Linked DNA regions of Mus musculus: region 1 is linked to region 2. A link is a loop called in an ENCODE intact Hi-C map of the cell type or tissue named here. Cell type or tissue: heart. All regions are shown on one strand. Each heading gives the region's core, and the rest is flanking DNA. Links, peaks and the distances in the headings are about the cores only. Region 1 holds the start of Gusb (glucuronidase, beta). Region 2 holds the start of Nupr1l (nuclear protein transcriptional regulator 1 like).

What was found. Hi-C counts contacts between places; a loop is a spot of excess contacts. Peaks named below come from ENCODE experiments on the same cell type or tissue, not always from the same donor. Only the 100,000 strongest peaks of a DNase experiment are listed, where the experiment ranks them.
Region 1: a loop joins it to region 2, with 7 times the contacts of the local background. A loop is called at or near these places in 4 of 42 quality-filtered maps.

What each region holds. Positions count from the first base shown.
Region 1 is chr5:130,001,002-130,012,486 of GRCm38, reverse strand. Gusb (glucuronidase, beta) reads left to right here and starts at 9,438. Exons shown (of 12, transcript NM_010368.2): 1 at 9,438-9,880. The coding sequence starts at 9,671. Asl (argininosuccinate lyase) reads left to right here. Exons shown (of 17, transcript NM_133768.5): 15 at 357-437; 16 at 516-622; 17 at 787-1,229. The coding sequence ends at 931. In heart, for the core only: CTCF peaks have their summits at 2,920 (motif pointing left) and 4,954 (motif pointing left); a DNase peak (open chromatin) is centred at 9,586; H3K4me3 peaks cover 942 bases; H3K27ac peaks cover 1,145 bases.
Region 2 is chr5:129,905,559-129,917,043 of GRCm38, reverse strand. It overlaps Nupr1l (nuclear protein transcriptional regulator 1 like), which reads right to left and starts at 8,504. Exons shown (of 3, transcript NM_026916.3): 1 at 8,123-8,504; 2 at 6,098-6,146; 3 at 5,763-5,959. The coding sequence starts at 8,452. The coding sequence ends at 8,144. It also overlaps a transcript of Zbed5 not described here. In heart, for the core only: CTCF peaks have their summits at 2,810 (motif pointing left) and 8,313; DNase peaks (open chromatin) are centred at 2,853 and 8,503; H3K4me3 peaks cover 1,623 bases; H3K27ac peaks cover 1,253 bases.

The DNA of each region.
Region 1 (11,485 bases), core at 1,886-9,885, 95 kb before region 2:
TTCTGTTTTGGTTGGTTGGTTGGTTGGTTGATTGACTGGTTTGTTTGTTTGTTTTCTGAGACATGGTTTCTCTGTGTAGCCCTGGGTGTCTGGAACTCACTCTGTGCACCAGGTTGGCCTCAAACTCAAGAGATCCACCTACCTGCCTGTGCCTCCCTAGTGCAGGGATTAAAGGCCACCTGGCTTAGACCTATCCCAAAAGATAAAAACAAACTAATAATAAAAATGTTTAAGCGGAGAGTGGATTTCTCGTGGGGGTGGGCTGGGGTTGAGGTATAACTCAGTTGCTGAGGACACAGTAGGCCAGGCTCCAGGGGGTCCCCCAAGCTCACCTTTTGCTGGTCTTACGCCTCCAGATTCATCGTGAGAACATGAAACAGGCGCTCAGCCCTGACATGCTGGCCACGGACCTCGCCTACTACCTGGTCCGCAAAGGGGTGAGTGTGAAGCAGCCAGGGGACAACCGTGTCACAGGAGAAAACAAACTCCCAACCACCCTCTGCCTATGTCTATAGATGCCATTCCGCCAGGCCCACGAGGCCTCAGGGAAAGCTGTGTTCATGGCAGAGACTAAAGGAGTGGCTCTCAACCTGCTGTCGCTACAGGAGCTGCAGACCATCAGGTGTGGCGGACCCCTCCCGCTCACCACCGCCCTTACCCCCTATGCCCCCTCACTCCCAGCCCCCCATCTGCATCTTCATGCTCTGCTGCATCCCAGAAGCTGATCCTGGGCAGCTGCAGGCTGAGATGCCCTGGCTACTCTGACCCCATCCTCTTTCTCCCCAGTCCCCTGTTCTCAGGTGATGTGAGTCACGTGTGGGACTACAGTCACAGCGTGGAACAGTACAGTGCCTTGGGTGGCACAGCGAAATCCAGTGTCGAATGGCAGATCAGGCAGGTGCGGGCCCTACTGCAAGCCCAGGAGCCCTAGATCCCGCCCACCCAAAGCTGCTCCCCAATAAAGTGGAGCCCTGAAGAAACCGAGACAAGCATATGCTTCTGCCTGTGGTCCTCATGAGTGGGCTGGGGGATTTGTTGAGCTGGCCAATGGGGTCATGAAGGAAGTAGAAAAAAACAAAACAAAACGAATGCCAATGCAAAGAGAGACAGGAACAAGGGTTTTTCCTCCTACACCTTAAATCCCAGACCCCCACCCCCCGCCTTGCAGGTAGCATAACTGTGAATGCAAGATTAACACAAAATCATAAACTTAAAACATCCTGAAGGAATGATGGAGAGATGTGTCAGTGCTTACCCTTGCGGAGAACCCGAGTTAGGTTCCCAGCACCCACATAAGGAGGCTCACAAACTTCAGGGAACTCCAGCTCTGAGGGGATCTGGTGCCCTCTTGTGGCTTCCATGGGTACTGCACTCACACCCATCACACACTCCTCATCAAGTACACATCATTTTTTAAAAATTAATAATCTTTTTGATCCAGGCTATGGTGGCTCACTACTTTAATCCCAACATTCGGGAGTCACAGGTAGGCAAATCTCTGAGTTCGAGGCCAGCCTGGTCTACAGAGGGAGCTCCAGGATAGCCAGGGCTACACAGAGAAACCCTACCTCAAAAAAGAAAGTAACCTTTTAAAAACATCACAAGGGCCAGGCAGTGGTGGTGCACGCCTTTAATCCCAGTACTTGGGAGGCAGAGGCAAGCAGATTTCTGAGTTCGAGGCCAGACTGGTCTGCAGAGTGAGTTCCAGGACAGCCAGGACTGCACAGAGAAACCCTGTCTCGAAAAACAAACAAACAAACAAACAAAAAACATCACAGGGGTCTAGGGCTACATGAGATCCTTTCTCAGTAAAACACATCAAATAAAAATACAGTACAATGCCAGTGGGGCACCACCAGTCTCCCCACCTGACATAGATCAGCAAAAGCAAGAAAGGAGGATAGAGGGAGGAAAACCTCACTTGCCATTGGAGGCAGACTGATGCAGAGGCTAGGGGAAGCACCCTGATCATCCTGGGTGGAAGAAACCCGTTCTTGGGGACACACAGAACAGGTTGGGGGACCTTCACTGTAACCTTGTCCAAAACGTCACAGAAAACAACCTTTGGGGCATTCCTGGTAAAATAGAGCACCTGTGTGCATGGTGTGAGCTTGACCTTGCGCGATATGAACTAGAGCTACAGGCAGTGCTGTGGACATTTTTGTTGTTTTGTGGACTGCGTATGTGAGGGTTTTGAGTCAGGGCTTCACAGAGCCCAGGCTGACCATGAGCTCACTAAGTAGTTAAGGATGACCTTGAACTCCTGGCCTTCCCGTTTACACCTGCCTGGTCCTAGGATCCTAGGTGTGTAGGTTTACATGCTGCTGGTAGGTGGGTGGGACACCGGCGGGGCTTTCTCCATGCTAGGCAAGCGTTCTACCAGCTGAACCCTTCAAACAAGTCAGTACCAAAAGTAGGCCAGAAAGATGGTTTCCCACAAAGCCCAATGACCTGAGAGCAATCTTCAGGAGATGACCAATGAGTCCTCACATGTTGTTCTCTAAGGTCACATGCATGTCAGGGCATGAGCACTCCCAGGCTTGTAATTCAGCAGCTCACACACAAACAAAGGCTTGGTTGGTTGGTTGGTTAGTGGCCCGGTGGTTAAGAGCACTGGCTGCTCTTCTAAAAGACCCACATTCTGTTCCCAGAACTCACATGGCAGTTCACAACTCCAGCTCTAGGGGACCCAACTCCCTCATCTGGTCACCTTGGAGAGACACACACACACACACACACACACGACATCTATTCACACATCTGTTTTTAAAAGAACTAAGGGGGGTAGAGAGAGGGTTCACCAAAATGGCTCAGAGGTTAAGATCATTGACTGCTCTTCTAGAGGTCCTGAGTTCAATTCCCAGCAATCACATGGTGGCTCACAACCATCTGTAATGGGATCTGATGCCCTCTACTGGTGCGTCTGAAGATAGCTACAGTGTACTCATTATCTATATCAAAAAAATAAATTTTAAAAAATGTTAAGCTGGACAGTGGTGGCGCACATCTTTAATCCCCGCACTTGGGAGGCAGAGGCAGGCGGATTTCTGAGTTCAAGGCCACCTGGTCTACAGAGTGAGTTTCAGGACAGCCAGGGCTACGCAGAGAAACCCTGTCTCTTAAAAAAAAAAAGTTAAGAAATATATTTGTATCTAACAGATACTGGAGAGAGCCTGAGGTCCTGGTTCCCTTCCCCACAGGAAAGGACTGGGTATCCAGTCTCAGCTAAATTTATACCTGCTCTGTTCTCCGTGAATCATTAGATAGCAGAGGTGCATCAAAGAGGAAATTAGACTTCTCTTTTGCTTATCACCAAAGTATAAATTAATCCATTTTCCTTTTAGCAACTTGTTTCCTAATTTCTTTGAGATACAGGGAAACTGAGGCAGTAGGTTAGTGAACCAGAAGTATAAACAAAGCCAGTCATGAGAGTTCATGCTTAGGGCTAGAGAGAAGGCTCAGCAGTTAAGAGCACTGACTGCTCTTCCGGAGGTCCTGAGTTCAAATCCCAGCAACCACATGGTGGCTCACAACCATCTGTAATGAGATCTGACGCCAGCTACTGGGGTGTCTGAAGACAGCTACAGTGTACTTACATATAATAAATAAATCTTTAGAAGAGAGAGAGAGAGAAAGTTCAAAAGGCTGAGGCAGGAGGATCACTTTGTGTCAGGCTAGCCTGATCTACATAGATGGCACACACACACACACATATTTACACACACACACCAAGACCACATGCAATTAGGCCAGAACTGCATAAAAATGAGTGGGAAGAGCAGCTGGAAGCTCATCTGGAAGTTCAGCTTAAGATAGTTCTTCTTCAGAAGTTAACCTGCTATTTTTCAGTGTGTTAATTTTCCATATAAATAATTGTATTTTTATTACTTACTTTTAATTTTTAGAAAATATTCACGTACATGAAGTGTTTTGCACACCACATGCGTGCCAGGTGCCCACAGATGTCACTAGAGAGTGTCAGATCCCCTGGAACTAGAGTTTTGGACAGTTGTGAACCTCCATGTAATTGAACCTGGGTCAGCAGGTTCTGTGCTCTGAACTGCCTTAAAACCAAGATACTGGCACATGGGTCCAAATCCCAACTCAGAACAGGACAGAACACGATGGATGGGAGCCTAAGGTCACTTGGCTCATCAACTTCCTGGCCAGTCTGGGCTATGTGAGACTCTGTTTCCAAAAAAAAAAAAAAAAAAAAAAAAAAAAAAACCTCTAGCCAGATGTGGCGCGGTGCACACCTTTAACTCCAACACTTGGGAGGCAGAGGCAGGCAAATCTCTGTGAGTTTCAGATTAGTCAAGGCTACAAAGTGAAAAACTATGTAAAAAAAAAAAAAAAAAGTCCCCCAAAGTCTCATGTCTCAATGGTCAGTTGTCCAGCTGGTAGACTTTCGGGAGACATGAGCATCTAACTTGAACAATGGATTAGCCTATTCATAAGTTCTCACTGAGTGGACCATATTGAGGTAGGACCTCAGTAGGAGCATGTCACTCTGGGTATGTTTTTGATTCTTTTTCCAAGACCTTTCCTCTTCCTCTTTTGGTTTTGTTTTGCTTATTTGTTTATTTAGTTTTCCAAGACAGGTTTTCTCTGTATAGCCCTGGCTGTCCCAGAACTCCCTATGTAGATCAGGCTGGCCTTAAACTCAGAGATCCACCTGCCTCTGCCTCCTGTGTGATGGGATGAAAGATGTGCGCCACCAGTGCCCAGCAGGAATTTGATCATCTATAAGATGACTGAACATTACCTTGCACAGCCTAATTATCCTTAATAAGAATTTAGCAGCTTTAATAAGATTAGGACTTGGGGCTGGAGAGATGGCTCAGATATTAAGAGCACCGGCTGCTCTTTCAGAGGTCCTGAGTTCAATTCCCAGGAACCACATGGTGGTGCTTAGCCATCTATAATGAGATATGGTGCCCTCTACTGGCCCACAGGCATACATGCAGGTAGAATGCTGTGTACATTAGAATTAGTTGCTTTAAAAAAAAGATTAGGATTTTATATTTTTTCTGTTTTTCTTTTGTTTCATTTTTTCCTTTATTGAATATTTTCTTTATTTACATTTCAAATGCTATCCCCTTTCCAGGCCTTCCCTCCAGAAACCTCCCATCTCATCCCCCTCCTTGTGTGGTATCTGCAGATAGGGGCAAACAACCTGAAAAGCTTAAGTATTTGTTAGCTTAGAAAGTCATTAAGTTGTAGAATAGGTATCTATAACCCAGAGGTTTAAACAGAAAAGAATAAAAACTGCACAGCTACAGGAACTCAGAAAAGGTTGGCATCAGGTTATCTTGTTTTCTTTATGGATTTTTGTTTTACAGATTGATAGCGCACACCTTTAATCCCAGCACTTGGGAGGCAGAGACAGGCAGGTTTCTGAGTTCGAGGCCAGCCTGGTCTACTAAGTGATTTCCAGGACAGCCAGGGCTATACAAGGTTTTAAGCCCTGTCTTGAAAAACCAAAATCAAACCAAACCAAAACAAAAAGTAGATTTTTAACCATATCCAACAAGCTTATAAATCTTGAGGTACAGAGAATTTACATTTTAAAGATTTATTTATTTATTTATTTATTTATTTATTTAGTTTATATGAATACACTGTCCCTGTTTTCAGACACACCAAAAGAGGGCATCCAATCCCTTTACAGGTACTTGTGAGCCACCATGTGTTTGCTGGGAATTGAACTCAGGACCTCTGGAAGAACAGTCAGTGCTCTTAATCGCTGAGCCATCTCTCCAGGCCCAGAGAGTTTATATTTTAGCTTTTTAAAACTATATGGTATCTTTTCCTGGGCTGTTTTTTTTTTTCCTTTGTCCTGGAGATGGCCTTATGACCCAGATAATCTTGCTGGGGCCTCCAAATATTAAGGAGTTTGTGACCCATGGAAAAAGACCATAGACTAGAAACAATTGTAATTAAAAAACTTTATTGATCAGCTGCTAGCAGGATGAACAGTCTCTGATCCAAATTTGAGATTGCCATGAAGGAAGGCTATGGGTAAGACTTTTAAAGGAAAAAATCACACGAAGACCTTCAGTATCTAGGCAAGCAAGTACAAACTGTTCTCTTCTGCCAGGTTCAGCAGTTAAGGCAACTCAAAACAATCTTTGAATATCTACATAAGCAAAGTACAGAAGCAAACCCAGCAGTTAGCCATGTTATAACAAGTATATAGACACAGCTGCACAGTTTTGGGTGGGGGTCACTGAGTCAGGGTTACTGGGGACTATAACCAGAAACAAAGGGCTGGTGAGAACCAAGATGGATGCCTAGCATAAAATGGAGCTTCTTTAGCCAGAAAGACGCTCATTCATTTACTCATGATTGAGAGAAGTTGAGTTTGGGACAGTTTACTCATTAAGGACAAAGACGGAAGAGTTCGCTCATTAAGGACAAGTGTTGGGAGTGACCCTGTTTAAATGTTAACTTAAACATAAGCAGCCCTGTTTTAATGTTCACTTGTCAGCCATAAGTGCTTCCTTACAAAGTCTTGGCCTTAGTGAAAAAGTACGAGCTTAGTTGAGATTTCTGTGGGAAAAGTTGAGGCCTCTGTGGGAAAGCACTACCCCCAGTTAAGAACAAATAGCTAGCCGGGTGGTGGTGGCTCACACCTTTAATCCCAGCACTTGGGAGGCAGAGACAGGCAGGTTTCTGAGTTCAAGGCCAGCCTGGTCTACTAAGTGATTTCCAGGACAGCCAGGGCTACACAAGGTTTCAAGCCCTTCTTGAAAAACCAAAACAAACAAACAGAAACCAAACAAAACAAAAACCAAAAAAAAGAATAGCTATAGATCTTGTGGACAGGTACCTAGCAACCCATTCCGTTCTATTTCTCTTGCTGAACTTTTTACCTAGCTAATATCCTGCTTTTGGGAACAGGTGTGTTCCCCCAGATACAAAGCGATTCTGCGTCATCCCTCTCCCACACCCTGCTTCTGTGAGCATAAAACCTGGAATAATAAAATTTGACAGCTTGATCCATCAGACTTGCTGTCTGTCCTTGTGTTTCTTGCCCCCCATTCTCTCCACGGGCGCTTCCTCAGACCCTGTTCAGCTGTCTCAAGGGCCGGGACAGACAAGGATACAAAGGCTTCCAGGAGAAGGGAGAGTCAAAACCCGGAATCAAAGCAATTTAGTCAAGCATAGATGACATTTGTATGCTGTTAATGGGATTGCAACTTAAGAAAACACAGATTTAGTTACAATAGTAGGCTCAGGTTCTTCAAAACAGCCCTGGTATTTATAGCTTAAACAGACTGGCCTGGGAGGTGGCCCAGTTGGTAAGTCGGTTGCTGGGCAGGCATGAAGAGTTTGAATCTGAATTCCCCAGCACTCACATAAAAATCAGGGCACAAAGCACCCCTAACCCCTTAGCTGGGAAGACAGTAAAAGGTGAATCTTTGGCTCCAGCCAACCAGTTTAATGGGGTTCGTGAGCTCCAAGCTCAGTCCCAACATACAAGGCAGAGGGGCTTCTGAGATGGCTTAGTGAATACAGGTGTCTGCTCCCAAGTCTGATGACTGAGTTCTGTCCTTGGGACTTACAGGGTAGAAGGAGGAACAACTCCAGCCAGACATCATCTGATCTTCACACAGTGCAGGCACACATGCAAATTAATATATAAATAAACAAACTAAGATATAATAAGATGGATGGGACTGCAGACAGGGCTCAGGGTTTAAGAGCACTGGCTGTTCTTTCAGAGGTCCTGGGTTCAGGTCCCAGCACCTTCAAGGTGATTCACAATTATTTGTAACTTTAGTTCCAGGGGATTCAATTCTGGCCTCCAAGGGTACTTCACACACCTAGTACACACTGATAGGTGCAGGCAAAACATCCATATGTTATTTATATCTTTGAGGTTACTATGTAGCCTATCCTTCTACCTCAACATCCTGAGAGCTGGCCGTAGATGAGAAGCACCATGTCCAGTTCTAGGGAAGTTTTTTGTAGTTGCTGCTGTTCTTAGTGTTTATTTTCTGTTTCCCAGGGTTGCACTGGCATGTATGTCTATGCACCACATGGTCCAGTGCCTGTGGAGGCTAGAAGAGGTCATTCGATCCTCTAGGAGTGGAGTTAAAAAATGGTTGTGAGCTGCCATGTGGGTGCTGGGAATCAAACGGGGTCCTCTGGAAGAACAGCTAATGCTCTTAACCACTAAGCCATTATCTCTCTAGCCCTCCCCAGCAAATAAATAAATAAATAAGTCAGTCCTTTTAAAAAAAGGATTGACCTTTAACCTCTACCTGCACACGGTCATGTGTATACACACATCTGAAGCAGGCACCTGAAACATAAACACTCAAATATAAATAAGTGGATTGGAAGCTAGCATACCTGTGCTTGGCCAGTTTTACTCATGCTGAGAATCATTTCTTCTGTTCAGCGTCACCCCCAACCCCTTAACAAGCATACTGGTAATTGCAACAAAATGTAGGTATTTGTAACAACAACAACAACAAATGGGGAACCTTCTCTTGTGCTTAAGTTCAGCAGGCTTTAATAATGCTTTAGGGAGCAGGGCAGTGGTGGTGCACTCCTTTAGTCCCAGCCCTCAAGTGACAGAGGCAGGTGGATCTCTGAGTTCCAGGCCAGCCAGTTTAGACTAACTAAACAGAGCTCTCTGGAAAAACCCAAATCAAAACGAACCAAACAAAAACATTCTTTAGGGAACTTCCTTTTGGCTCAGTCTGAAAATCCAAATGCACACCTTGGGGTGGTTGTATCTTTAGTTCAACTCAAAGATTTAGGTTGAAACCTAAATGATATTTACCTCCGTTTTAAGAACTGGAAACTAACCAGGTGGCATATGCCTTTAGTCCCAGCACTCAGGAGGCAGAGGCGGGAGGTATCTCTGTGATTTTGAGCCTGGTCTACAGAGTTCCAGGACAGCCAAGGCTTCAAGACTCGCTTAGCTGTATATGTACTTGCCCAAGAGTGAAATCTGAGCACTGTTTGCTCAAGCCTGTTAGCTAGAGAGGCTGGAGTGATGGATTGGGGGTGGGGGTGGGGTGAGAGTTACTAAGACCACTTTCAGAGAATGGCTGCTGCAGGTCATGTGAACCGTCATCGCAACCTTCATTTGTGACTCGAATGACATCACACAGGTCCAGGAGACACTTCTTTCATGGCCATTGCTGTCAGTTCTACTCCCTTCCTCAGAGACCTCTAAGAAGAGACCTAGCTTCGAACCTGCCTGCGTGTCCTTTCCAGGCTTTAATAACAAACTCCCCAAATTCTTCTCAGTGTCTCTTTTGAACTCTCATCCTTTCACAGGAGTTATGAAGAAACAGTGGGATCAGGGACTTCAGGGCTTCTTTCAGATCTTAGCCTAGTGGTCCTGAGGGGCAAGCCCCAGAGTGTGAGGGAAGGAGGGGGAGATATTAATAGATGTGAGGCAGGCAGCGGCTGACGTCAGGCATATGGGGAAACGATCCAGGACTTCAAGCGACTTCCTCTTTCTGCAGAGTCCAGCCTTGGGGCCTCTAGATAGCCTTGAGCCAGCAGCTGTACAAGCGCTTGCCCTCAACCAAGTTGGCGCAGGCGGCTTCTCTCGAGAACATGTGACTCTTCCAGGTCCCGCCTCTGCCCTCCCAGAGAGGAGGCTAAAAAGCCCAGCCGCTGGTCGGTGGGCAGCCTGGCCAGTATGTCCCTAAAATGGAGTGCGTGTTGGGTCGCGCTGGGCCAGCTGCTGTGCAGCTGCGCGCTGGCTCTGAAGGGCGGGATGCTGTTCCCGAAGGAGAGCCCGTCGCGGGAGCTCAAGGCGCTGGACGGACTGTGGCACTTCCGCGCCGACCTCTCGAACAACCGGCTGCAGGGTTTCGAGCAGCAATGGTACCGGCAGCCGCTACGGGAGGTGCGCGCTCCCTGGGACCCGGGGTCTGGAAGCTTCCAGAAGTCAGGGGATGGGCGGAGGGATGCCTGTACCTGGAGATCCCCTTGTGCTCACCTAGAGGAGGTTAATATGGGTTTGCAGGCTGGGGAGGGGAGCGACCAGAGCAGGAAGTGGGACCTGGCATGCTGAGAACCGCATGGTTTCTGCTAGGCAGGCGCTGCCCCAGGCAATGGATTTTTTTGTTTTTGTTTTTTTAAAGCTTTTAATTTTACTTCATAGTGCTGGGACTTGAACCCAGGGCCCTGTGTGTGCTTGTCACTACTGAGCCTTTTGTTTATGTTTTGAGGCTGTGTCTCCTTCGATAACCTAGGCTGGCCTGGATGTCCGGGTGAATCTCTTGCTCCCACTTTAACTTTCCTGAGTGTTGTAGATGTTTGTGCACACGCCTCCTGCATCCCGGTGCACATACCTCCCATGCTCTTTCCCATCTTGTGAAAAGTAGAATCCTAGGAGATGCTACCCACTACAGAGATTTGGGGGCGGGGGTAGAGGAGGGGGGAGCAAATGTGACTTTGCACAGAGCTAGCAGAGGACCCTCATCCCTGCTCTCCTTTCCTACCTAGGTAGGGTTGGCGCAGAAGCAGGCTGAAGCAAACCTGTGTGCTCACAGTCTCCTCCTCTCTCAGATTCATTCATTCATCCTACCTCGTTTCCTATTGGGCTCTCTCCTCTTCCTCTCTTCTCTCTCTTTGTTTAAAATGTGTACCCATTATTTATGTGGGGTGGGGGGGCGCCACCCGTGTGCTACACAGTACATGTGGAGGTTGGAAGATAACTTGCTGGAGTCTGGTCTCACCTAGGTCACCAGGGATGTAACTAAGGTCATCAGGCTTAGTGGCTAGTGCCTTTAACCCACCAAGTCATCTCACCAGCTCTGTGTGTGTGTGTTTGAGACAGCGACTCACATTAACCTCCGACTCATAGCCATGTGGCTCCCTTAGCCTCCCAGGTTGCTAGAGTTACAAGTGATGAACCACCACACCTGGCTTAGACTCTCAGTTTTCAACTGCACTGCCCAGCATTCAGCAAAAGAGGAAGTAAGGAGAGGACATTGCCACCACAGGCCTTCTCTGTTTCCTTGGGGGCCCCTGTTCCCTGCTGTTGGCCTTCTTCCTTGTAGCAATGGTCACCTGCCTTTTATGTCAGGGTCTGGTCTTTCCTGTTTTAGACTGGCCTGTGGCTCTTTCCATGGAAATCTTGGCTCTGGTACTATCTGCCCTGAGAAAGAACTTGGTTTGAACAGTCTTTTTCCATCAACTGTCCTGCAGAGTTCACTTGTGGATGCAGCCAGTATTTTACAGAGTCTCTCCCCTGTGTCCCCTATGGTTCTCTAGGGTGCTGGGGGCGCAGTCGTGAAGAATAGACCCAATCCTTCTCTTTAGCCAGAGTCTCCTGTATCCTCAGGTCAGCCTCAGATATACTATGAAGCAGAGGATAGCCAGGGAATGACCCTGAACGTCCATCTTCCTGGCTGCACCTCTCATCTGCTAGGATTACTGGTGCGCTCCGCCATGATTGGCTTATACAATGCTGGAGTCGGAACACAGGATTTCATCGGTGGTAGGC
Region 2 (11,485 bases), core at 1,825-9,824:
GCGGTTTCACATGATTGGTCCATTTAAACATCAGCAGCCTGTAACATTTAACTTAGGTCAGAGGGGTGGGAGCTAGGGAGGCGATGGGCCTGCCCGGGCATGTCCTGGTCTGTTCTGCTATGTTCTCAGCCCCAGGTTTCAAAGCTCACAAACAACTCTTTGGGCTATTTGACATACATTACATGAATCACAGGTCTCAAGTTTTATTTCCTTTTAATAGCACAATGTTGTCTATCTTTTTCCCTTAATCCTCAACTCCCCCTCCACCATCCCCCACCCCCCACCCTTCTAGACCCTATTGACTGAGCTGCCTTGCTCAGGGCTTGTGTTTCAAGTTAGGCTAGTAGCCACTGATAATTTTAGAAGTTTATTAAAGTCAGGTGTGTTTGTAGTGCATACGTGTAAATCCTAGCACATGAAAGGCACATACAGCTCACTACAAATTCAAGACCAGCCCAGGCTACATGGTAAGCCCCTTTTCTCAACTATAAACATTTTTTATTGGATGGCAGCTGTGATGATTTGGAGCCACAGCAAGCAAATAAAACAAGTTTATCCCTATACAATTTAAATTTCAAGGTAGGGTATTGAGTGATTTTTTCCCCCCCCCGTAGGACATCTATGTGTCCCAGATAGAGAATGAATGACATGGTTTGGTGAACTAAGTTCCCTGGAGTCACCTGGAGGAGTAAAAAAATGGGACATGAGAGGGAGTGACAAACCATGACACAAAAAGCCCACTCTAGCCAGGCACGCCTTTAATCTTCAATCCCAGGACTTGGCAGAAGCAGGTGGATCTCTGCGAGTTCCAGGACAGCCGGGGCTATTACACAGACAAACCCATCTCAAAAAACCATGCATAAAATAAAAAGCCCACTGCAGATGTCAAGGGCGGTGGAGGAAAGCTGAATCCCCTGGATTCCGTGAACAAATTCCCGGCATCCTCTCCGCCCTGGATCTCCACCGCATTGTTTCTCCAGCCCCCAAATTAATGACCCCACCCCCACCCCAGATAGGGTTCTGTTTGCCCAGGGTGGCCTCAAACAAGCATAACCTTGAGTACTCCTGCCACCAGCTGCGAGCACTAGAAGTAAGGGGACCAGATTATTAACCTCAAGGGGGAACCTGTTGGTTTTTGTTGTTGTTGTTTGTTTGTTTTTCGAGACAGGGTTTCTCTGTGTAGCCCTGGCTGTCCTGGAACTCACTCTGTAGACCAGGCTGGCCTTGAACTCAGAAATCCGCCTGCCTCTGCCTCCAGAGTGCTGGGACTAAAGGCGTGCGCCACCACCGCCCGGCTGAACCTGTTGAATCTTGTGTTTGGCGGGCTGCCTTGCCTGAGACTTGGAACCGCCCCTCCTTCCTCTGGGAGGGGATGCTGTAGTTCAGAGGGAACAGCTTTGCAAGGGGAGACACAGGCTGACCTAAATCACATGGCGATGACTTGGAGAAAGAGCTGCTTGAGGTGGGGACTTAGGAGAGTGAGCCAGGGGGCTGGAGAGATGGCTCAGAGGTTAAGGGCACTGGCGTTCTTCCTGCGGTCCTGAATTCAATTCCCAGCAACCACATGGTGCTTCATAGTATTGATACTGGGATCTGGCATGCAGACAAAATAGTGTATACATATTAAATAAAATGAGAGAGAGAGAGAGAGAGAGAGCGGGAGCGAGCTCAGGTCATGACTCTGGTTTTTCGAGACAGGGTTTCTCAGTATATAGCCCTGGCTATCCTGGAACTCACTCTATAGAGACCAGGCTGGCCTCAAACTCAGAAATCTGCCTTGCCTCTGCCTCCCAAGTGCTGGGATTAAAAGGCCTGCACCACTATTGCCTGGCTGGGTCAGGACTCTTAAGAATGGTATCTGTGAGCCGGGAGGTGGTTGTGTATGCCTTTAATGCCAGCACCTGTGGGCAGGTGGATCTCTGAGTCACGCATGTGCAGACAGTACTTGTGGAAGTCAGAGGGCAAATTTGAGGAGTCTGTTCTCTCCTTCGATCATGAGGGTTGCAGGGATTGACCTCAGGTCATCATTTGGCAACAGGCCCCTTTATCCACTGAGCTGCCTATGTTAGCCCAGGGCAGAACTCTTCAACAGGACCAATTGAATAGAGTCCTTGATGAATCAGGAAAGCAAGCCACGTCTTTGTTTGTTTTGGTTTTGTGTTTCAAGCCAGGGGCTCTCTGTGTGACAACCTTGGCTGTCCTGGAATTTACTATGACCAGGCAAGCCTCGAACTCACAGAGGTCCAACTGCCTCTGCCTCCTAAGTGCTGGGACTAATGGTGTGCACCACCGCTGCCACTGCCGGGCTCCCAGATTCCCTTTTAAGGCTTATTCATTTTTATGTGTATGAGCAGCAGTTCTCAACGTGTGGGTGGCAAACATCACTGCCTGGCTGCCCTGTTGTTATTAAGGATGTGAGCATTTCAGGAGGAGGGAACAGCAGTTATAAAGACGCCCAAGAGTCCATGATTTAGAAGTGACAATTGGGATGAAATGCTCGTCTTGTTTTGGGGTATGTGATGTTAGGGATTGAACATGAGGGACGAGGCACACATTAAATAGCATTTGTACCAACTGTGTTAGATAACCTTGATTTCTGGAATATTATGCTTTTAGCCTACCCACAGGTTGAGAACCAATGATCATACGCATAAAAATAAATAAGCCTTGTGGGGTTGGGGGGAGCAGGAGAGATGGAGATGGCTCAGTGGTTAAGAGCACTGGCTGCTCTTCCAGAGGGAGGTCTGGAGTTCAATTCCCAGCAACCACATGGGGAGCCATGACCAACTATAAAGGGATCTGATGCCCTCTTCTGGCAGTCAGGTGTACTTGCAGGCCAAGCACTCGGAGGTGGAGGGTGGGGGGGTAAAGTGTGGGAAGCCAGGCAATGGTGGCTCACACTTTTAGTCCCAGCACTTGGGAGGCAGAGGGAGGAGAATCTCTGTGAGTTCCAAGCAACCCAGTCTACAGAGTGAGCTGCAGGACAGCCCAGGCTAGCTACACACAGAAACCCTGTTTCCAGGTTGGGGGTGGGGGTGGTGGTGGTGGTGGTGGTAGATGAGCCTCTGTTAAGAATTTTCATTTTCAAAAATATTGTTAAGCCCAGCCTGGTGGTACATGTCTTTAATTCCAATATTTACTAGAAATGGGTGGATCTCTGTGAGTTTGGTGCCAGCCAGGGCTACATAGGAAAGCCTTGCCTTATACAAAAACAAAAACAAAAGAAAAACAGAAAAGGTTGTTAAAATATGGACTGGCTTAAGCATACTTTTTATCATACCCCAAAGATAAACCCTAGGTATAACTGAACATGAAATCATCACTGTTGCCCTGACAACAGGAGCATAATTGCTAGGACCAGGTCACTTGGTTTACTCCTGGGTGATCTCTGCGTGTTACTCACACCGTGTTTGTTCTAGTTTCCTTTCTGTTGTGAAAATAATCTGGAAAAAAAAAAGGCAACAGGAAAGGGTTTATTTGGGTTACACTTATAGGCCACAGGCCATCTTGGAGGGAAGTCAGGGGAAGAACTTAAGCAGAAGCTTAAAGCTGAAGCCACAGAGGAACCATGCTTGCTGTACCACTTCAGCTACCTATCTGTTACATCTGAGGGTTTCACTAGGTAGCCTTGGCTGGCCAGGAACTCAGTATGTAGACCAGGCTAAGCCTCAAACCCTGACTCTGCCTCCAGAGTGTTGAGATTAAAGCCATTAAAGACACCAAGACAGGTTCAGCCAGTTTCTCCAGTCCAATTACACCGTCCCAGGGAATGGTGCTGCCCACAGTAGACTGGATTCTTTCTACTCAGTTATCAAGACACCCTCCCACCCACCACTGCCTTTGTTGGTGTGACAATCTTATACCTAGGGACTCCTTGCTGAGGCTTCCTTTCTCAGCTAACTCCAGACTGTGACAAAGTGAGCATTAAATCTAACTAGAGGCCTGGAGAGACAGCTCGGGGGTTAATACTAGTGTTCTGTAGTTTCAAAATTATATGAAGTTTGGTTTTGAGTATCCACCCTGCCTGCCCTTGGTTTTGAGTACTCACAGTGGACAGCTTACAACTAACTGTAATAATTACATCTCCAAGGGGATTTAGCATTCTCTTCTGGCTGCCAGAATACACCTGATATATATAGACAGACAGACACTTATTTTTAAAAAGCTAACTTGGAAATTATGAGAATCTCATTTTTTTTTTCGAGACAGGGTTTCTCTGTATAGTCCTGGCTGATCCTGGAACTCACTCTGTAGACCAGGCTGGCCTCGAACTCAGAAATCCACCTGCCTCTACCTCCGGAGTGCTGGGTTCAAAGGCATGCGCCACCATGCCCAGCGAGAATCTCATGTTTTAAGATAGGGACAGCAGCACCCATGTCAAAGAACTGTTGTGAGACCAAAGGGAACCCAGCAACTGTTGAATATCGCCTACTGTTAGTGTTGGCACAGGGTCTTACCAACTCCAAGCCTGGCCCTCAACTCACAATCAATGACCATAAACTTCTAATCTTTGATTCTGTAACTCCCAAGTCCTGGAACTTTAGGCACATGCTACCTACCACATGCCCAATTAATGCAGATTCTGTGGCTTGAATCCAGAGCATCATGCATACTGGACACACTCTACCAACTGAACTGTATCTCCAGTTCTGACAATATCTTATTGTAACACATATTAAAACCTTCAGCCTGATGCCGGGCAGTGGTGGTGCACGCCTTTGATCCCAGCACTCGGGAGGCAGAGGCAGGTGGATTTCTGAGTTCAAGGCCAGCCTGGTCTACAGAGTGAGTTCCAGGACAGCCAGGGCTACACAGAGAAACCTGGTCTGGAAAAACCGAAAAAGAAAAAGAAAACAACAACAACAACAACAAAATCTTCAGCCTGGGGTGGTGGTGTGTACACACATTTCAGCACTCAGGAAGCAGAGGCAGAGGTAGGCAGATCTCTTGTGAGTTCTTGGCCACCCCAGTTTAATAGCAAATTTTAGGATAGCTATAGTTATATAGAGAGGCTCTGTCTCATTCCCTCCCCTAAACCTAAACAAAAACCAAACTTTCAGAAATGACATTTGTGTAGAATTCTTTCTTGTACAATATCCTATCTTATGTCTCCCCCATTTCACTGTTTGTGGTGGTGGTGGTGGTGGTGGTGTGTGTGTGTGTGTGTGTGTGTGTGTGTATGTGCACACATGCATGTGCATGAGTACCTGTGCCCCCTTCATCCCTCCTCCCACCCCACCCCCGCATTCAAGTGCATGAGGGTGCCCATGTAGAGGCCAATATCAATCCTTTTTTTTTTTTTTTGGTTTTTCGAGACAGGGTTTCTCTGTGTAGCCCTGGCTGTCCTGGAACTCACTTTGTAGACCAGGCTGGCCTCGAACTCAGAAATCTGCCTGCCTCTGCCTCCCTAGTGCTGGGACTAAAGGCGTGCGCCAGCACGCCCAGCTACATCTATCCTTTTTAAAGGCCTGGAACACATAAATCAGGCTATGCTGACTAGCCAGTGAGCCCGGGAATCTTCCTCTACCTCCCAAAGGGTAGCATTTTAAGTGTGGGCCAGCTTTTCAAAAACAGGGCTTTTAAGGATCGAACTCGGGTCCTTGGGCTTTTTGCTGCAATCACGTTAGCAAACCAATTACCTCCTGAGCTTGTGATCGCCTCTTTATATGTCAGAGCCCAGAGAGTTGTGAACTGGAGACCAGTTACCTCCACAGTAACTGGAGCTGGAGGAGGGGAGGGAGAAAAAGCCAGAAGAGTTAAAATACATTCTTGCTGTGCTCTTTTAATTGAAAAACCCTAAAAAAGGCATACACACCAGGAAACTACTTACTTAACAATTAATTAGTGAGGAAAAACACTAGAGCAGTAAACTTAAAACCCTGTCAAAAAGTCCAGGTGACCAGCACGGAGGATCTTGGTTACAGCTGGAAAAGAGTTTTTAACAGGTCTTTCAGGTTTCCTGTAGGAAATAAGATGGAGACAAAAATCAGTGATTTCCCCCAAGTCGTAGGAAGAGCACTAGACACTAGAAGGGGTTTGTTTTCTCTCCTCTGGAGATGAGGTGGTTCACTCTTGCTCGTGAGATTCTGAAACTCACAATAATGCCCAGGCAGGACTCCAACTCAAGATCCTCCTGTCTCAGGTTCCTGAGTGAAAGGAAAAGAGGTCATAGTCACTAGTAGGTTGTTTTGTTTATATCTACACATATATATTTATATAGAATTTGTTTATTTTATATATGAGTACACTTGCTGTCTTCAGACACACCAGAAGAGGGCATCCTATTACAGATGGTTGTGAGGCACCATGTGGTTGCTGATAATTGAACTCAGGAACACTGGAAGAGCAGTCAGTGCTCTTAACCGCTGAGCCATCTCTCCAGCCATATATAAAGATGGCGTCTGGCTGGCCTCCAGCTCTGGGACTAAGGATAAGCATAACCAGGAACTTCCATGAACCTCTATCTCCCGAATATTAAGATGAGGGTCCTATTTACAGAGTGCCAGTGATTAATCCCAGAGTCTTATGCTTACTAAGTGAAAACTATCAACTCAACTGTGCTCTCAGCCTCCCCTTTCCTGTCTCCTATAGGTCAGGCTGGCCCCATACTATGTAGCCAATGGTCTCGAACTTTTTTTTTTTTTCCTGAGACAGGGTTTCTCTGTGTAGCCCTGGATGTTTTGGAGCCCTTCAGTAGACCAGGCTGGCCTCAAACTCAGAAATCTGCCTGCCCCTGCCTCCCAAGTGCTGGGATTAAAGGTGTGCGCCACCACCGCCCAGCAATCTTGAACTTTTAAATGTCTTGTTCATTTTTATGTGTTTAAGTGCGCGTATGTCTGTGTGATATACATGCAGCGTCCTCACAGGGCAGAATAGGGTGTTGGATCCCCCTTGAACTTGAGCTATGGACGGTAACGAGGCATCTAATACAGGTGCGGGGATCCTAAAAGGCAAGAGCTGCAAGGGCTCTTAATGGCTGAGCCATCTCTCCAGCCTCTGACCTTGAACTTCTGACCCACTCTTTCACTTTGCTAGTTCAAAGAGGCATAGAGGTGGGCACTATCATGCCCAGTTTCTGTCTGCTGGCTTGCTGGGTTTTGGTTCTGTCAACTCGACATAAACTAGAGTCATCTGGAAAGATACCTCTATTGTAAGACTGGTCAGAGACAAGTCAGTGCGGGGATTTTTCTCAACGCTCAGCTCACTGTGGGCGGTATCACCCGGGGCTGATAGTCCTGGGAGGTACAAGAAAGGTAACTGAACATGAACCTCTGGGAACTGTGCTTCCGGTTCCTGCCTCTGGGTTCCTGCCCTGACTTCAGGAAGGGCTGTAAGCTTTAAGGTGAAACAACCCCTTTCCTGCCCAAGTTGCAAGCAAAAGTTCACGGTGTTTATTACAGCAATTGGAAGCAAACAAGGAGGAGGGGCAGTTTTGTTTTGGGACAGTGCCTCAAAGAGTGTTCCTGGTTGGCCTCCAATTCCAGCGGTCTCCTGAGCACAGAGGCTGGAGATGGATTACAGGTGTGAGCCACCCTGCCAAGATGGATTTCCTCGGACATTTCCCTATATTTCCAATGTAGACTTTTCTCACACAATTGCAAACTTCCAAACGGTGGAGACTTTCACCAGCAGCCGGGAAACCCCTGGGTCGGGGATCGGGAGCCAGCACAGTTATGATTAACGCTGGGAAGTCTCAGAAGCAGATGACAGGTGAATATGGTGGCCAGACCTGTCATCTCAGGACTAGAGAAGCTGAGGCTTGCTACACACCATGGAATCCTGGGCTACGGGCATCATCAATAAAACAAAACCACACAGCAGGGAATCATGGCCCATGCTTGAAACTTTAGCATTTTAAGGTAAACGCTGGAGGGGTGATGAGTTCGAGGTCAGTTTAGGAGACAGTGTCAGAAATGAGAAGAAAAGGAAAGGAAAAGAGAAGAGAGTAAAAAAAGAATTGGACATTGTGGCTCATGTCTTAGCATCCCAGCCCATCCATGGAAGCTGGATGCAGGACAATCTGGAGTCCAAGGTAATCCTCTGCTACACACTGAGTTCGAGGCCGACCTGAGATATACATTCTACTCCCTACCCAACACCAATGGGCTCCGCCTGCCCATACCCGCTCAAGCGTGGCGTGTGCTCAGGCCAGGCGTGTGCGCGGCCGCGGTTGCAGCTGGCGCTGGCGCCGCTTGCGCTGCCCGTTGAGCAGTATCTGCGCCACCTTGCGCTCGTGGCCGCCGGGCACCGGGTAGTTGGTGCGTAGCTGCTGCTCGCGCCGCGTCCGGCCCTTGCTGCGTCCAGCCCCAGAGGCCGGGAAGTCACGCAGGTAGTAGTAATCCAGGCAGTCGTACACCTCCTCTTCGAAGCCGACGGTGGGCAGCGCCTCCGGCGGCGGCGGGCGGGCTCGAGTCCTTGGGCCGGAGACAGAAGGACGAGTTGGAGGGTCCATCGCCGATGCGCTCCGCCCGCCGCCGCCGCTGGTCACTCCGCCGGAATGCCCCACCCAGTGCTCCTATTGGCTCCGCTGTAGGGAGCGCTCTGTGACCTCACAGGGGGCGTGGCTTCCATGCTTCTTTGTTCCAGATGCGGAATTGTGTTTCTTCGCGGGGTCCGAATTGTAAATAAGTATAATAAACCTGGTTTCGCTGGTTAAAACCTGAAGGGACGGAATTGGGGAATGTGACTCAGTAGAGTGCTAGCATGCACAAAGGCCTGGGTTCCATCCCCATCACTGTATAAGTCAGGTGTGGTTGTGCACACACCTATAATCCTAACACTGCGATAAAAGACGAGGAGCTCTGGCCAAATGAATTTGCTAGCCTAGTTTGGGTTCATTTGTGCAAAAAGAAAACTGGCTTGCTGAATTGCTTTAACTTTGTTCTTGTGACAAGAAAATTCTCTTCACGACATTACTATTTCATTGTTATAACCAAATGTTTGGCAATAATCTGTTTAGGGAAGGTTATTTTTTTGGCTCATCGTTTGAGAATACAATCAGCTAAGACACGGTGGGCAGGATCTTGAGGCTACTTATTCAATCTGCATTCGTCCATTAGGAAGCAAAGAAAGGGGAATTCTAGCATCTTGCTTGTGTTTTTTTTTTTTTTTTTTTTTTGGTACCCCCCCCCCTCCATTTTTATTCAAGTTCCCAGCCTACTGATGATGCAGCTACATTCAAGGTGGGTTGTCTCTCTCCAATCTATAATCTCTGGAAATTCCCTCAACAAATCTACACAAAGGCATGCTTCATAAGTTAAGAAGACAGACTTACTAAACATCACAAGTAGCATGTTAGAGCCAAGGGGCTGGAGAGGGTTTAGTGGTTATGATCTTGCAGAGGATCTGGGTTCTACTCCCAACACTCACATGGTAGCTCAAAACTGTCTACATCTCCAGTCCCAGGGGACCTGAAGCCCTTTTCTGGCTTCCTGGGGCATACATACAAGCAGGCAAAACACTCATTCACACAAATAAATGCATGTAAATGTAAAAGTAATGTGTGTGCACATGGATGTTGTGAGACCCTGGCTTAAAGCATTTCTCCCTGAAAGGTAAACCCCTAAAACATTTCCCCAAGCTTGTTTTCCCTGATCTTTAAAAATACAGCTAGAAAGAAGCTCTTTGTTCTCTATAGCCAGCAAAAGGCTTTTTTGTTTCTATACTGTACAACCAGAGATGCCGGCCTTCCTGTGCCGAGGACACAGAGATAAAAATTCAGAAAGAACTCACTCCCCACTCCTGTCTTGTCACCAAGGACACCCGGAAGAGAAGAACTCCTCCCAACTCCTCCCAATTCCTCAGCTAGCTGTTAAAAGCCCCCTACTGTCACCTCTGGGGTCGAACTCCCCTGCCCTGCGAGGCTCCAGGGGTTCGTCCTCAGCTAGCTGATAATAAAACCTCTTGCAGCTTGCATCAGGTGTGGTTTTCTCTCGGGATGGTGGGGTGTTGGCCAGTTCATCCCAGGACTTGAATGGAGGCCCAGCATCCGGGGCCTTACAATGTCAGAGGATAGTTTTTGGAAATCTATTCTCTCCTCCCACCCAGTGGGTCCTGTGGGTTGAACTCAAAACCTCAAGCTTGGTAACACCCACCTTTATCTGATGAACTATCTGAATGGCCCCCACATGATTGTTTTAAAGAAAGACAATCATTAATAGATCTCATCCTTAAAGCAACACGGATATCGGACTTAACAAAGTATCTTGAGGATTAATCCCAGGGTCTCAAACGTACTAAGCACTACCACTTTGCTAATCCTCAGGCCAACAAAGTTTATCAATTTATCAGTGTACAACAGTAATTTTAGCATTTAGGAAGAAGCAAAGGCAGGCAGGACTCTGTGAATTCAAGGCCAGCTTTGTTTACATAGTAAGCGCCAGGCCAGCAAGGACTACATAAATGAGCCTACCTCTCAAAACAAATAAACATAATGATGTTAGTTAGACTCAGTGGGGTCGTGGTGGTGGTGGTAGTAGTGCTAGTATAAGCCTGTAGTGCTAGCTCTCAAGTGGTTGACACAGAAGGGTTACCTCAAGTTCCAGGCTAGTCTGGACTGCAAGGTGAAATCTTGTTTCCAAAAAAAAAAAAAGGACAATCCTTCACACATATACTCAAACCCCAAGAATGCTGACTGACAAAACTAAAGTAAAACATGGACAGAGAGTTAAAGATGGAGCATACTTATAATCCCAGCACTCGGGAGGGAAAGGCAAGTGGATGTCTGTGAGTTCAAGGTCAGCCTGGTCTGGTCTAGAGAGTTCTAGGACATCCAGGGCTACACAGTGGAAGTCCTGTCTGGAAACAAAACAAAACAAAAACTAACAAACAACAAAAAGCTAAAGGAAGTCCAATGTATGAGCATCTGTGAGGTCCATGCCAGCCAGGACGACATGGGGAGGCTGTCTCAAAAACCGCAGTGACATGACACATGCCTGATGGCAAGGGAACAAGTTTAAGGTCATTCTTAGCTACATATCTTGAGACAAACAAGTCTTCCGAGATGGCTAAGTGAGGAAGTGCATTTATTGTTCAAGCATTGCTCAAGCATGCACACGCACGCGTGCGCACACACACAAATAATAAAAATAAAAACAGCTTTAGGGCTAGCAAGATGACTTAATAGATCTAGAAGCACTTCTATACAGATCTGATGACTGAGTTTCAACCCCAGATGGCATTAAGGTGGCAGGACACACACCCATACCCACATCAAACTTACTCGTTTACTCTAAGTGGTACTTTGATTTGAATGCAGCCCCCAAGAGCTTTCCTCAGAGCTATACACACAGATGCACAAGTACACACACTCACATACAACTCACTCATTTACTGTTTATGGTAGTTAAAGTCTCTCAGTAGAAGTTTGACTTTTTGTTGTTTTCTTGAAACACAGTTTCTCTATGTAGCCCCGTGGAACTGGCTGTGTAGAGCAGGCTGGCCTCAAACTCAGAGATCCCGCCTGCCTCTGCCTCCCAAGTGTTGG